Linked DNA regions of Homo sapiens: region 2 is linked to region 1. A link is a loop called in an ENCODE intact Hi-C map of the cell type or tissue named here. Cell type or tissue: IMR-90. All regions are shown on one strand.

The links. Peaks named below come from ENCODE experiments on the same cell type or tissue, not always from the same donor. Only the 100,000 strongest peaks of a DNase experiment are listed, where the experiment ranks them.
Region 2: a loop joins it to region 1, with 13 times the contacts of the local background. A loop is called at or near these places in 8 of 110 quality-filtered maps.

Annotation. Positions count from the first base shown.
Region 1 is chr4:150,238,985-150,246,984 of GRCh38, reverse strand. It overlaps DCLK2 (doublecortin like kinase 2), which reads right to left. Exons shown (of 16, transcript NM_001040260.4): 11 at 7,110-7,243; 12 at 6,509-6,586. Among named protein-coding and RNA genes, the nearest start is that of DCLK2, 160 kb to the right of the region's middle. In IMR-90, a CTCF peak has its summit at 3,915 (motif pointing right); DNase peaks (open chromatin) are centred at 2,154 and 3,944; H3K27ac peaks cover 1,942 bases.
Region 2 is chr4:149,911,383-149,919,382 of GRCh38, reverse strand. No RefSeq gene overlaps it. Among named protein-coding and RNA genes, the nearest start is that of IQCM, 100 kb to the right of the region's middle. In IMR-90, a CTCF peak has its summit at 4,695 (motif pointing left); a DNase peak (open chromatin) is centred at 4,672.

The DNA.
Region 1 (8,000 bases):
CATTCATGAAATAATTAGTTCACTCTTGGAAACTGACTTTCATTTAAGCTCAGTCTGAGAGGAAGGGCCAACCCAAGATGCCAAGCAGAATGGCACAGGCTGAGGCAAACCCATGTCAGCAGCTCACAGGGGCATCCCTCCAACCTGCGCCTGACTGACCCACCCTCGGAGGTGCACTTACACAGTTAGTGCCTGATGAATACAGGCTGACCTGACTTCTCATGAATGATGTCATGGAAATGTGGAAACACCACTGGGGAAGACGTCCCCAACCTCCCATATAACCTCACCTCCACAGCCCCCTCACTTGGTGGGTGCATCGATGGCTAGAGTGAGGAACAGCATCACTAGTTTTCCAGGCCATTACAAGGCCCCATGAGAAAGCTCAGAATGGGCTGTTGGAGTCAACTTCAAAATCCAGGAGTGCAAGTTAAGTATTACCCGGCGAGTGTGCAAACTTTTCTTGGAATTTCTTCACCCAGCCTTCAGGGTTTTGCTACCAACCCTCTCAAAGGGGAACAAGGGCAAGCGTGGTGTCCTGAGAAACAGATCATTCAGGACAGTGTCTAGCAATAAATTCTAGGGCTGTTGTGATGACATGGCTCCCTCATTCCTCTCCTATTAAAAAGAGCAGAGTTGGCTGGGTGTGATGGCTCATGCCTGTAATCCCAACACTCTGGGAGGCCAAGGTGGGTGGATTACCTGAGGTCAGGAGTTCAAGACCAGCCTGACCAACTTGGTGAAACCCTGTCTCTACTGAAAATACAAAAAAATCAGCCAGGCATGGTGGTGCGCACCTGTAATCCCAGCTACTCAGGAGGCTGGGGCAGGAGAATCCCTTGAACCTGGGAGGCGGAGGTTGCAGTGAGCTGAGATCGCACCACTGCATTCCAGCCTGGGCAACAGAGCAAGACTCTGTCTCAAAAAAAAAAAAAAAGAGTAGAGTTTGTGAGCTTTGTAAATATTCATGACATTTAAGAGCAAGCCCAGGTCTTTGCTATTGTGAATAGTGCCGCAATAAACATACGTGTGCATGTGTCTTTATAGAAGCATGATTTATAATCCTTTGGGTATATACCCAGTAATGGGATGGCTGGGTCAAATGGTATTTCTAGTTCTGGATCCTTGAGGAATTGCCACCCTGTCTTCCACAATGGTTGAACTAGTTTACAGTCCCACCAACAGTGTAAAAGTGTTCCTATTTCAAATGTCCATCAATGATAGACTGGATTAAGAAAATGTGGCACATATACACCATGGAATACTATGCAGTCATAAAAAAGGATGAGTTCATGTCCTTTGTAGGGACATGGATGAAGCTGGAAACCATCATTCTCAGCAAACTATCGCAAGGACAAAAAACCAAACACCACATGTTCTCACTCATAGGTGGGAATTGAACAATGAGAACACTTGGACACAGGAAGGGGAACATCACACACCGGGGCCTGTCATGGGGTAGGGGAAGGGGGAGGGATAGCATTAGGAGATATACCTAATGTAAATGATGAGTTAATGAGTGCAGCACACCAGCATGACGCATGTATACATATGTAACAAACCTGCACGTTGGGCACATGTACCCTAGAACTTAAATAAAATAAAAACAACAAAAAAAAGCAAGCCCAGCTGAATGGACACCCACTGGTCCACAGAGTTTGGTGAAGAGGCACACTGAGGAGTGAAAGTCAGGACAGATAACTGGGCCAGGCAAGAGAAAGAGATTACCACTACTGTCCCAAAGAGTGATTTCCTGTGAATGCACACGCGTTTCTTAGTGTCAAAATGTTTTCTTTCCTTTTCACTGTTATTTCCCTGCTGAGTGAACTCAGCTTACTGCTCCTTCAAAGTGAGTACAGAATACATCTAAGATTATTAGATTTAGTGGAAAACTTCAGAGAACCAGAGGGCTCCAACATATGATGTTAGAAAAAGATATTTAAAATGAGCTATTTCCACAATCATTCTTTTTAGTCATCCTTACCTATTATTCCACTCAACTCCCCCTTATTTTTTCTGGAATCTCAAATATCTTATATTTTGTTAATGTATACAGCTTTTATTTTGTTAATAAATAGCTAAAAAGCTGGAAGTGTGTGCACAGCAGTCATTTATAGCAGCTGGTTCTTGGCAAAATACCCTGAGTCAACAAACAAAACCACAGGGTGTCTCAGCAATGAGAATGGGACCCTGAAGTATCCACTGTAAGTTGCAAGAGCTTTGACAGTTGGGGCCTGCCCCGCACTAGAAAAATAGAAAGCTAATTTATCTTTCTTAGCAGTCATGTAAGAAAAGCTGTTCTGATTAAATCCACACTGGATCCGGTATCGCATTGATACTCCACAATCTGGCTGAGATCCTTCATGGCATTTTTAAATTCTAAAACAATATAGCCTTTGGACCAAGGTGCCGTAAGTCTAAAAATGTCCATTAAGAAAAACTTGAAAAACAACAAAAGAGTTTGTGCACACGCTCTCTTTTCAATGACAAAGCATTATAATTCAGAAAAGGTAAACCTGAAAATGTTGTAAGCTATTTCCCAAATGATGTTCAAACATTCCACTTGGAGCATTTTGTGTGTGTTTTAAGAGAAACAAAAATTTCAGTATAGTCACACAAATAATACTTTTTGTCAGTGACCCTAAGAGCAGACTTGCTTAGACAACAACTAAAATTTTGGGTGCCTCTGAAAAACCAATCTACTTCTCGGTAATGATGAATCTGATGTTGAAAAAGACTAGAGGGAAATGGCTCAGGCACAGTGGCTCACACCTATAATCTCAACACTTTGAGAGGCTGGAGTGGGAGGACTGCCTGAGGCTAGGAGTTCAAGACCAGCCTGGGCAACACTGCAAGACCCCATCTCAACGAAAAACTTCAACAACTAGTGCAATATAGTGGTGCACACATGTGGTCTCAGCTACTCAGGAGGCTGAGGGAGGAGGATTGCTTGAGCCAGGAGTTGGAGACTGCAGTGAGCTATGATTGCACCACTACACTCCAGCCTGGTCAACAGAGACCCTGTCTCTTAAAAAATAAATTAAAAAAATTAAAAAATAAAATTTACAGACTGGGCAACAAAGTGAGACCCTATCTCTACCAAAAAAAAAAAAAAAAAAGCTGGGCATGGTGGTGTGTGCTTGTAGTCCCAGCTACTTGGGAGGCTGAGGTGGGAGGATTCCTTGAGCCTGGAGTGGGCTGTGATCACACCAGCCTGGGTGACAGAGCAAGATCCTGCCTATAAAAAAGAAAAAAAAAAGACTAGAAAGAGAACACATGTCAAACTACAACTAAAACCTGAAAAGCCTGAAGGAAGAAAGAATGAAAGATGCTATCGTCAGAGAAGCTAAAACTGTAAATTCCAAGTAACGATTGTAGTTTAAATGCTTTGGGTTAAAGTTGTCTTTTGTATAAAACAAAGAGACTATTTGAAATATGTGAAGGACTTTTAAGTACAAATGTAGACAATCTACTTTATACCAAACTTATTTACCGTAATTTAAAGTACCATGTCCGTAATTAATGACATGCATTTCTGTATTATAGTAGGTTATAAAATCTACCCAGAATGTCGCTGTATGCCATGAAGACACTTTGGTAACACACGTTTAACATTACAGATTCTCTTTCATCACAATATGATATAAAAGAGGGAAAGCGCTGTCTTAATTTTTAAAAGCTACCTGGAGGTCTATGACCTGCTTCTGAAGGCAGCATATAAGGGCAGCAGCTTTCAGAATGTAGCTTTATTGCTTTTGATTAGCTAAACTTATCTCTAGACCCCACAAAAAAGCTGCTCCCCGTTCAGTATCAATCCATGATAAATGCATCCTCTTCAATTTGAGTCTCACTTTTTTTAAAAAGTAAAAAGCAGTGAAAGAAAAAACTCTCAGGCTGCACCAGCAACTGCAAACACTAGAGGGAGTTGTGAGCACACAGTCCGCTCAAACTCATCACCCAAGACCCTTTCCCAGCTGATCCCAGCTTGGGTTAGCCAGGGAAGGGAACTCCACTGTAACTGGCCCAGGATCACCTGTCATCAAGATGCATTCCCCTTCTCCACTTGACCCCTTCTCCCAAAACATGACATCACTGAGACCAGCCAAGGCCCGGTGTGACTTTAAAAATGGCCACAAATTATTCCCTTCCCACTATATACTTAGCTCATTTTCTCCCACATTTACTCTTGGGTTAGCTGTTTGACTTGATTTGCTTAACGGCACATCAAGTGTGAGGTGAGCAGAGGCTGAGGAAGTGCTCGGGGAGCAGAACTTGCCCTGTCTCTGGCTGCTTTGGGGAATCTTGCATCCACTCTCATGGAAGCCCAGGACAGCCCCTGCATGATGAAAGCACAGGGCCAAGTCATCTCTCTTGTCCCAGTGGACACTGAGCCACCTACCAGGTGTGCAAGTGGGGTCATCCTAGACCATCAAGCCCCTGCTGAGCCAGCCAGCTCAGAAGATTCACTCAACTGATCCATGCAATTGTTTCACACTCCTAACTTCAGGGGTAGTGTGTTACTCAGCAAAAGCTAACTGAAATGTACAGTAATTCTACAGTCTGTGTAACCCACCTAGTTAATGACTTTGGTGGAAGACCACGATGTTGACGGCCAGATGGAAATATCTTTCCACCTACAAAAACTCCACTAATACCACAAAGGTCTCACTCAAATGCTACATCTTTCATGAATGCTACATCCTTGTGATTTCCAGCCCTGAACTAAGCACTCCCTCATGCTCTGCTTATTCTCTTTGATCAATAGTCTTGTGAGGTGTGTCTTTATCTATAGCATAAGGCTTTCAAAAGTAGAGACTAACATCTGTCAGTCTTATGTTTACTGCAATGCCAATTAGAAAATTGTTCAACGCAATGGGAAAACCGAGAATTTTAAAAAGATAATCCTTTCAACTTTTCTGTATGTTTGAAAGTTTTCACAATAAAATGTTGGATGGAAAAGAAGATAAAACCATTTTTCACATAGTGACCCAGTACAACACTATAAACACCATGCCATAGGCTAAATGTTCATGTCTCCCCAAAATTCACATGCTGCAACCTAATGCCCAATGTGATGGTAGTAGGAGATGGGACCTTTGGGCAGCCATGCTATTGTTAAGGGTGGAGCTCTCATGAATAAGATTAGGGCCCTTACAAAAGACCCCAGAGATTCCCTTGCCCTTTCCACTGTATGTGGTTAGAGTGAGGAGATGGCTGTCTATGAACCAAGAAGTGAGCCCTCAACAGTCACCAAATCTGCAGTACCTTGATCTTGGAATTCTCAACCTCCAGAACTGGAAGGATGAATTTTCTGGTGTTTATAAGCCACACTGTATATGATATTTTGTTATGGCTAGTCAAATAAACTAAGGGAAACCACAACCTCAGGTTTTGTTCACCACTTTATTCCTAGCACTTAAAATCATGCCTGGCACACAGTAGCTACTCATTAGACAGTTACAAAATGAACAAAGGGAAGAGATTAAAGTGAAAAGAGGTCAAGAAAACTCAGAAGAAAACAGAACATGCATGGTTAGATGAACTTCTGCTTCAGAGTAATTCATTTGCTCCAGAGGGGGAGATGAAACTCATCAAAAGAGCTGTGGCTGAAGCCCCTCACTCATTCCCTGCACAAAGATTGCCAGGCCAATGAGTGTGCTCCCGTGCCCTGCTCAAATACTCTGACCATTGTCAGTGGCCATCTCTGCTCCCACCATGTGAAGCAAATGGTTACCAAGACTCACTCAGTCTGTGTATTCCCAGGCCTATTTATACCACAAGTGTTTGTAATTCTATTCTTAATTAAATGTCACATGAACCAATAAAATGAATTTTAAGAAGAAAGAGATCCTGTTTCTATGAGAACAAACTTGAATGCTTGGAAAGAGGATATAAAAACTGCTGCCTAATTGAGTGAGAGAGACCACTATGAAGAAATGGAAGATGACATACCTGGAAGGATTCGGACTGCTTCACAAGGCTCTTTAAATCTTGCTGTCATTTGAAAAGATGGAGAAATTGGACATGGTAGACACTGTATTATGGGTTTATTTTTATGAAAGAATGAACACTGGAAACTCAGAGGACCAACCAAACACAAAGCAAAGGCCTTCACCTCACACCCAAAGTATGCTAATGAGAATATACATTAATAGGCTGTAAATTAAAAAGCGAAAGGTGTTTTATGTAATTTTTTTTTTCTGATTTTTTTTTTTCTTTTTCTTTTTTTTTTTTTATTATATTTTAAGTTTTAGGGTACATGTGCACATTGTGCAGGTTAGTTACATATGTATACATGTGCCATGCTGGTGCGCTGCACCCACTAACTCGTCATCTAGCATTAGGTATATCTTCCAATGCTATCCCTCCCCCCTCCCCCCGTTTTATGTAATTTTTAACTGGCATTTTTAATGACCAAACAGTCCCGACTTCCAGGAGCAAAGTACCTGCTTCTGGACCCAAGGGAGAACATTTGCAATTCAAATACGTCGCCCAAAAGGCCGCCTACCTTCGGAATGGTGGGAATCCACAGAGAAGTATGTATGTGATCACACCAGCTGCCCAAATGTCCACCTTCAGGCCATAGCTAGGAAAACAAAGTGGGTGAGGGGGAGAGAACTGATGGCTCCCAAGACCCTTCCATGGTACTGGAGTATTGCCTTTATTTGTTAGGAAAAGGATTATTTTAGTGTTAAATTATTCATTTCATTTCACATAGAGATGAATGAATCACACTTTAGAAAAAGGCATCTGTTTCTGCCAACCTAACCACAGTCTTGGTGACTACTGCCATACTCTCAAGAGTGGCCTTAGAACACAAGTCCAGGCCAGGGCTCTGGCCAGGTAAGCATAAAATCTGCTTCCTGAGGTCAAAATCATGGTGCAGGCAACAGACTCTCACTTCTTTCCATTCTCCACCTTCACAGGAGGCACTGTATACACAAGCAGCAATAGCAACAAAACAGACCTTTCTTACCAACTGTATACACAAGCAGCAATAGCAACAAAACAGACCTTTCTTACCAACTGTATACACAAGCAGCAATAGCAACAAAACAGACCTTTCTCATCAAAGTTAAAGTACTAACCAGGGCCACCAGAAGTCTTACCCAGTTTCAGCAATGATTTCTGGAGCCACATAAGTGGGTGTGCCACAGACTGTGTATAAAGGGCCTTCTACCACAGTCGCAAGCCCAAAGTCTCCCAGTTTCAAAGACTTGGTTCCATCAGGATATTCACACACCTGAAACAGAAATCAGCCAACAATCAGAAGATTTTTTTTTCCTCAACAATTGTGAGAGGGCTCTTGGAATTAGGCAGAAAGGACACAAATACATTTACTATTAAACTCGAATGAAATCTCTCCTTGTGATTTTTTTTTTTGAAGACACGGTCTCGCTTTGTTGCCCAGGCTGGAGTGCGGTGGTGTGACCACAGCTCACTGCAGCCTCAACCTCTGGGCTGAAGTAATCCTTCCCCCACGGAACCCCCAACAAGTAGCTGGAACTACAGGTACATGCCACCACACTAGGCTAATTTCTTTATTTTTTGTAGAGACGGGGTCTCCTTATACTGCCCAAGCTGGTCTTGAACTCCTGGGATCGTGAGATCTGCCCACCTCAGCCTCCCAAAGTGCTGGGAATACAGGCATGAGCTACCGTGCCCGACACCTCCTTGTGATTCTAACACCATGATTCATCTTTGTTGCTTTAAAGTGCTAATTTTTTTCTCTTCAGAGATTTTGCACAATTGTGTGAAATTTGGAAAAAATATTTTCCACTTTTGCAGAAAGTTCCTTCCCTAGGAGTACGATGAACACACGTGCTTGCTTACACAGTAGTTAGAGTGTAGGCGGCTGTGTACCTGATAGGCGTGAGAGAGGCCTCTAATCCTGGAGGTAGAAACTGACCTTTATTTAGCATTTACTATGTGTGATGTACTTGAGAGCCCAAGAAATGGTGTATTAAGTGTCCACCAAAGCACTTGGTGATCTCCACGGC
Region 2 (8,000 bases), 330 kb after region 1:
CATCAATACCTAATTTATTGAGAGTTTTTAGCATGAAGGGTTGTTGAATTTTGTCAAAGGCCTTTTCTGCATCTATTGAGATAATCATGTGGTTTTTGTCTTTGGCTCTGTTTACATGCTGGATTACATTTATTGATTTGCGTATATTGAACCAGCCTTGCATCCCAGGGATGAAGCCCACTTGATCATGGTGGATAAGCTTTTTGATGTGCTGCTGGATTCGTTTTGCCAGTATTTTATTGAGGATTTTTGCATCAATGTTCATCAAGGATATTGGTCTAAAATTCTCTTTTTTAGTTGTGTCTCTGCCCGGCTTTGGTATCAGAATGATGCTGGCCTCATAAAATGAGTTAGGGAGGATTCCCTCTTTTTCTATTGATTGGAATAGTTTCAGAAGGAATGGTACCAGTTCCTCCTTGTACCTCTGGTAGAATTTGGCTGTGAATCCATCTGGTCCTGGACTCTTTTTGGTTGGTAAGCTATTGATTATTGCCACAATTTCAGATCCTGTTATTGGTCTATTCAGAGATTCAATTTCTTCCTGGTTTAGTCTTGGGAGGGTGTATGTGTCGAGGAATTTATCCATTTCTTCTAGATTTTCTAGTTTATTTGCGTAGAGATGTTTGTAGTATTCTCTGATGGTAGTTTGTATTTCTGTGGGATCGGTGGTGATATCCCCTTTCTCATTTTTTATTGCGTCTATTTGATTCTTCTCTCTTTTTTTCTTTATTAGTCTTGCTAGCAGTCTATCAATTTTGTTGATCCTTTCAAAAAACCAGCTCCTGGATTCATTAATTTTTTGAAGGGTTTTTTGTGTCTCTATTTCCTTCAGTTCTGCTCTGATTTTAGTTATTTCTTGCCTTCTGCTAGGTTTTGAATGTGTTTGCTCTTGCTTTTCTAGTTCTTTTAATTGTGATGTTAGGGTGTCAATTTTGGATCTTTCCTGCTTTCTCTTGTGGGCATTTAGTGCTATAAATTTCCCTCTACACACTGCTTTGAATGTGTCCCAGAGATTCTGGTATGTTGTGTCTTTGTTCTTGTTGGTTTCAAAGAACATCTTTATTTCTGCCTTCATTTCGTTATGTACCCAGTAGTCATTCAGGAGCAGGTTGTTCAGTTTCCATGTAGTTGAGCGGTTTTGAGTGAGATTCTTAATCCTGAGTTCTAGTTTGATTGCACTGTGGTCTGAGAGATAGTTTGTTATAATTTCTGATCTTTTACATTTGCTGAGGAGAGCTTTACTTCCAAGTATGTGGTCAATTTTGGAATAGGTGTGGTGTGGTGCTGAAAAAAATGTATATTCTGTTGATTTGGGGTGGAGAGTTCTGTAGATGTCTATTAGGTCTGCTTGGTGCAGAGCTGAGTTCAATTCCTGGGTATCCTTGTTGACTTTCTGTCTCATTGATCTGTCTAATGTTGACAGTGGGGTGTTAAAGTCTCCCATTATTAATGTGTGGGAGTCTAAGTCTCTTTGTAGGTCACTCAGGACTTGCTTTATGAATCTGGGTGCTCCTGTGTTGGGTGCATATATATTTAGGATAGTTAGCTCTTCTTGTTGAATTGATCCCTTTACCATTAAGTAATGGCTTTCTTTGTCTCTTTTGATCTTTGTTGGTTTAAAGTCTGTTTTCTCAGAGACTAGGATTGCAACCCCTGCCGTTTTTTGTTTTCCATTTGCTTGGTAGATTTTCCCCCATCCTTTTATTTTGAGCCTATGTGTGTCTCTGCACGTGAGATGGGTTTCCTGAATACAGCACACTGATGGGTCTTGACTCTTTATCCAATTAGCCAGTCTGTGTCTTTTAATTGGAGCATTTAGTCCATTTACATTTAAAGTTAATATTGTTATGTGTGAATTTGATCCTGTCATTATGACGTTAGCTGGTCATTTTGCTCGTTAGTTGATGCAATTTCTTCCTAGTGTCGATGGTCTTTACATTTTGGCATGATTTTGCAGCGGCTGGTACCGGTTGTTCCTTTCCATGTTTAGCGCTTCCTTCAGGAGGTCTTGTAAGGCAGGCCTGGTGGTGACAAAATCTCTCAGCATTTGCTTGTCTGTAAAGTATTTTATTTCTCCTTCACTTATGAGGCTTAATTTGGCTGGATATGAAATTCTGGGTTGAAAATTCTTTTCTTTAAGAATGTTGAATATTGGCCCCCACTCTCTTCTGGCTTGTAGGGTTTCTGCCGAGAGATCCGCTGTTAGTCTGATGGGCTTCCCTTTGAGGGTAACCCGACCTTTCTCTCTGGCTGCCCTTAACATTTTTTCCTTCATTTCAACTTTGGTGAATCTGACAATTATGTGTCTTGGAGTTGCTCTTCTTGAGGAGTATCTTTGTGGCGTTCTCTGTATTTCCTGAATCTGAACATTGGCCTGCCTTGCTAGATTGGGGAAGTTCTCCTGGATAATATCCTGCAGAGTGTTTTCCAACTTGGTTCCATTCTCCCCATCACTTTCTGGTACACCAATCAGACATAGATTTGGTCTTTTCACATAGTCCCATATTTCTTGGAGGCTTTGCTCATTTCTTTTTATTCTTTTTTCTCTAAACTTCCCTTCTCACTTCATTTCATTCATTTCATCTTCCATTGCTGATACCCTTTCTTCCAGTTGATCGCATTGGCTCCTGAGGCTCCTGCATTCTTCACGTAGTTCTCAAGCCTTGGTTTTCAGCTCCATCAGCTCCTTTAAGCACTTCTCTGTATTGGTTATTCTAGTTATACATTCTTCTAAATTTTTTTCAAAGTTTTCAACTTCTTTGCCTTTGGTTTGAATGTCCTCCCGTAGCTCAGAGTAATTTGATCGTCTGAAGCCTTCTTCTCTCAGCTCGTCAAAGTCATTCTCTGTCCAGCTTTGTTCCTTTGCTGGTGAGGAACTGCGTTCCTTTGGAGGAGGAGAGGCACTCTGCTTTTTAGAGTTTCCAGTTTTTCTGTTCTGTTTTTTCCCCATCTTTGTGGTTTTATCTACTTTTGGTCTTTGATGATGGTGATGTACAGATGGGTTTTTGGTGTGGATGTCCTTTCTGTTTGTTAGTTTTCCTTCTAACAGACAGGAACCTCAGCTGCAGGTCTGTTGGAGTACCCTGCCGTGTGAGATGTCAGTGTGCCCCTGTTGGGGGGTGCCTCCTAGTTAGGCTGCTCGTGGGTCAGGAGTCAGGCACCCACTTAAGGAGGCAGTCTGCCCCTTCTCAGATCTCCAGCTGCGTACTGGGAGAACCACTGCTCTCTTCAAAGCTGTCAGACAGGGACATTTAAGTCTGCAGAGGTTACTGCTGTCTTTTTGTTTGTCTGTGCCCTGCCCCCAGAGGTGGAGCCTACAGAGGCAGGCAGGCCTCCTTGAGCTGTGGTGGGCTCCACCCAGTTGGAGCTTCCCGGCTGCTTTGTTTACCTAAGCAAGCCTGGGCAATGGCAGGCGCCCCTCCCCCAGCCTCGGCTGCTGCCTTGCAGTTTGATCTCAGACTGCTGTGCTAGCAATCAGCGAGACTCCGTGGGTGTAGGACCCTCCGAGCCAGGTGCGTGATATAATCTCGTGGTGCGCCGTTTTTTAAGCCCGTTGGAAAAGCGCAGTATTCGGGTGGGAGTGGCCTGATTTTCCAGGTGCCGTCCATCACCCCTTTCTTTGACTAGGAACGGGAACTCCCTGACCCCTTGCGCTTCCCGAGTGAGGCAATGCCTCACCCTGCTTCGGCTTGTGCATGGTGCCCGCACCCACTGACCTGCGCCCACTGTCTGGCACTCCCTAGTGAGATGAACCCGGTACCTCAGATGGAAATGCAGAAATCACCCATCTTCTGCGTCGCTCACGCTGGAAGCTGTAGACCAGAGCTGTTCCTATTCGGCCATATTGGCTCCTCCCCCAAGCCTGTTAACCTTATTAGTAAAATAAACAGAATTGGTTTGGTAGAGCTCTCATCTTATTCTAGAATTGTACGACTCTATGTAAGACTAATTTTTCTCTATCTCAATGGTCTTAGGCTTTTTTGATATCAAACTACTTTTCCCCTTGGGACCTATTCTTTTTTTGGGGGGTGCTACACAAGGGCTAGAAGAGGTGCAGAGTTTGGACTATTTTTAGAGACAGCAGGTCTAGCTAAGATGCCCAAGTGGGACGCCCTGAGAAGTCAGGACGGCATGAGAACACTGGGTGTTTGGGGATGAGGGCAGGGAAAAAGAGATAGAACCCCCTCAGGATAAACTTTACTTGGTACACAGTTTTGCCCAGGACTCTGTGTGAATGATTTCCATGGGAGAGAAATTTGAGGAAGTAGAGTAATGGAACCATAGAAATGTTACAGTGATTCTTTTTTTCTTTTGTCAAAAAGAAAACCTTTCTAGCCACTAGTGCTGTGCTGAGCCATATAAGAGCCAGAGGAAAAAGAAAAAGGCAGTAATACTTATCTTTATTTAAAATTTTGGTATGTTGTTCATCATGGATGTTTTTGCGTTAATTTTTATTTCTCAAAATATTACATTAACTTATTACTTATCTGGATTACCAAGATTTTTGGCACTCATTCAGTTTTGCACCCAGAGGGACTATCTCACGTGCCTCATCCTAATCCTGGCCCCTGCTAGCCACTCAATAATAACATTTTATTTTTGATTTCTATCTGCCTCCTAAGTAGGTTAGCAATATGAGAAAGGAGGGTCTGCTTTTGGTCGCACATTGAGAATGCGCCCTCTAGTGGGGTTCTTGCTCTCTAAGGACTTTGTAATGCATCAGTTGATGGCACTATATGGACCAAAAAAATGTATAAAGTGCAGTTTTCAAGAATGTCATCCGTGGTCTCTTTTGTTGCAATCAAGTGCAGTTCACATTCCTAGCAACCACTAAATTGTATACTTAGTGAGGTTATTCCTGAAATTTTAAGACAAAAGATTAATGCAGAAGAAATTCTTTCTGTAGGCAACACAAAATTACACCACTAAATGAGACAATCAGTCTGCCAGCAGCAGGAAGAGCAGCCTGCAATTGCTCTGGGAAATGACATGGGAAAATTTTTTAAAGGAGGAAAAGGACTGGAAAGTGTAACCACAATCTGGTGGTGTGGAAGGATCTGGGTATTTAGGGGAGCGGAGGACAATTCCCAGAATATGCGTAGGGTAACTAATAATAGGCCTTGGACATGTTTCCTTCCATTCAACCAAAATAGTGCTTTCCCACAGTGCTGTCATGGAGAATGGAAATAATATGGGCTACTGAACTAAAAGAAGAAATATTTACTTAATTGCATGTGATTATTTAATAGAAAAACACAAACAAAACCAAGTGTTAAAATGGGGACTATTTTGCAGGCCATTTATAAAAGGAGTATAGTGTGACAAGATTAAAGATTACACAGGCTGGCTCTTTGAGATACAGGCCAATTCTTTATTCCGTCCTTTTTTTTCTTGGCTATTCTAAGGCTTAAAATAAAGTTGCTTGAGAAGGAGAAAACTGCTGGTGGGAATGTAAAATGGTGCAGCTGCTGTGGAAAACCGTTTGGTGGATCCTCCAAAAGGTTAAACCTAGAATGATCATATGCCCCAGCAGTTTCACTCTTAAGTTATAAACTTAAAGGAATCAAAAACAGAGATTCAAACAGATACCTGTACATCAGTGTTTGTTGCAGCATTATTTACAACAGCCAAAACTTGAAAACAATCCAAGTGTCTATCAACAGATGAATGGATAAATAAAATGTGATATGCACATACAATGGAATCTTATTTGACTGTAAAAATGAAGTTCCAGTATATGCAGTAACATGGATGAACCTTGAAAACATGCTAATTGAAGTAGCATAAGCCAGATACAAAAGGACACATATTGCATGATTCCACTTACATGAAATACTTACAGTAGGGAAGACTCATACAGATAGAAGTAGATTAGTGGCTATTGGGGGTTGAGGAGAAGGAGGAATGGGAAGTTGTCACTTAGTGGGTATAGAATTTCTGATGAGCATGATAAAGTATTTCAGAAATAGATATGATAATGGTCATACAACATTGTGGATGTAATTAATGTTGTTGAAATGTACATTAAAAATGACTAAGATGACAAACTTTATGTTATATATATTTTACCACAATAAAAAGAAAAAAATGTAAACCAAAAAAAAAAAAGAAGGAAAAAACTCAGGACAGCATGGGTATGTGTGAAATATAACACTGTCTGTACGGTATTCAATGAAGGCCAATTGCTGTATTTGGAGCCATACTCTTGACTGGATATGACAAAAGCAACCTAGTGTTAGTGAGTTACTTCTCCATGAAAATTTCATAAAAGAGGTTCTAGAGAAGTAAAACATTGTGTGAACCATTAAACAGGAATTTAATATGAATTAAAAAACACACAAGTGACCATTTTGGCTTCACAAAACTCTATTAAGGCTAAATGATTCCTTGGCTATAGCGATCACTATGTTGCCCCTCTTTCCTGCAACTAATCAATAGCATCATCTCCTAGGAAGGGAGGGGTGATCCTGACATCCCTCTTGCCACTGCTGTAACGTTTTCTAGCAAATTTACACACGGCAGTAGCGGTCAATGGGCTGGGGTGGGGAAGTGTTCTTTACACCTCTTCCAAATAAGAAATAGCTGATATCTTATTGGTATAATTTTGAAATATTGTGACTCTAAATGTCTGAACACATTAGAATGTGGAATTAAAAGCATTTTTATGCTATAGATTTTCTGTGATTAGCTTAAAATATACATGGCAGGTTATACCTTTTAAAAAATCTAATTTGAATTTGATATACATTTAAATTTGGCAAGAATATTTGTGGGCTTGTTAAGAAATTCTGCTTATCTATTCATTAAATCCAGGTTCACCACATTAACCATTTCTTGGCCTTCTTGGATTATTATAGATATCTGAAAGTATTAAAGTTTAATTAAAAATATCTATTTTTCCCAGACTAAACTTACAGGTAGGTAGTCTATACAGGTTTCACTCCATGTGCAGCTGCTAGAAGCTGAGGTACAGTTCTTCATGTTTGCCTAACAGCTTAAATAAGGTTTGGAAGCCTAAGGAAGAAATGTGACTTTCCCATGGTGTTGGAAAAACTTTATCCCCCTTAAAGCCTGCTTCTACAATTTTCTCTTCAAAAATGTCGTTGTTATTTTTAGCTTTCTGCCAAGTCCCTGTGTGTGTTTTGTTCCTTTTTTTTTTCTTTAACTGCTTCATGCTTATTATGCTGAGAAAGGGTAAGGGGGATTTTATGACTCAGTAAATCATCTGTAAATATACTACATGTACAGAGTATCCACCTAACGTGTAGGAACATGCACGGTGTTAAATAGGTGAATGTATAAGTACCTGTAAAAGTGTGTGTAGACATGCATCTCTGTGCACTTCCTATGAAGAAACAGGAGCCAGAAAAAATAAAAAGTGGGGTGGTCTATTTGAGGTAGGTGCCCCCTGAAACCAAGTGGCTGTACACGTATAGTGCCGACACCTACACTTACATATAAACGATGATGTGATAATACACCTTTTATAAAGACTAATTTGAGGCACATTTAAGTGTGTCTAAAACACATGTATTAATCTCTGGAGTTGTCATTTAGAAAAATTTTCAAGTGTTCTATTGTTTTGATGCCTTAGGATTCTAACTTGGTGTGATGTTTGGTTTGGTCTGAAATGGATGAAATCCCTCCAAACTTAAAATGTTCCTCACAATCATGTGTAACTTCAAAGAATCTTTGGAAATGGTTCTGTGTGCACATTTGCATCAATAGTTTGTTCAGTCTGAGGGTTGTAGTTGCTGATGCTAAGGGCCCAAATGATTGCACTTGTAAGTGGCACTTCCTGGCCAGAGAGAGCTGTTGTTGAATCTCAGCTAGGAAAAACTCCCCATTTTAGCAATTCATGTGTGCATGTGCATCGGTGACCTGCCCTCATTCCTTTAAGAAAGCAAGGACACCGCATGTTCTCACTCATAGGTGGGAATTGAACAATGAGAACACTTGGACATAGGGTGGGGAACATCACACACCGGGGCCTGTCGTGG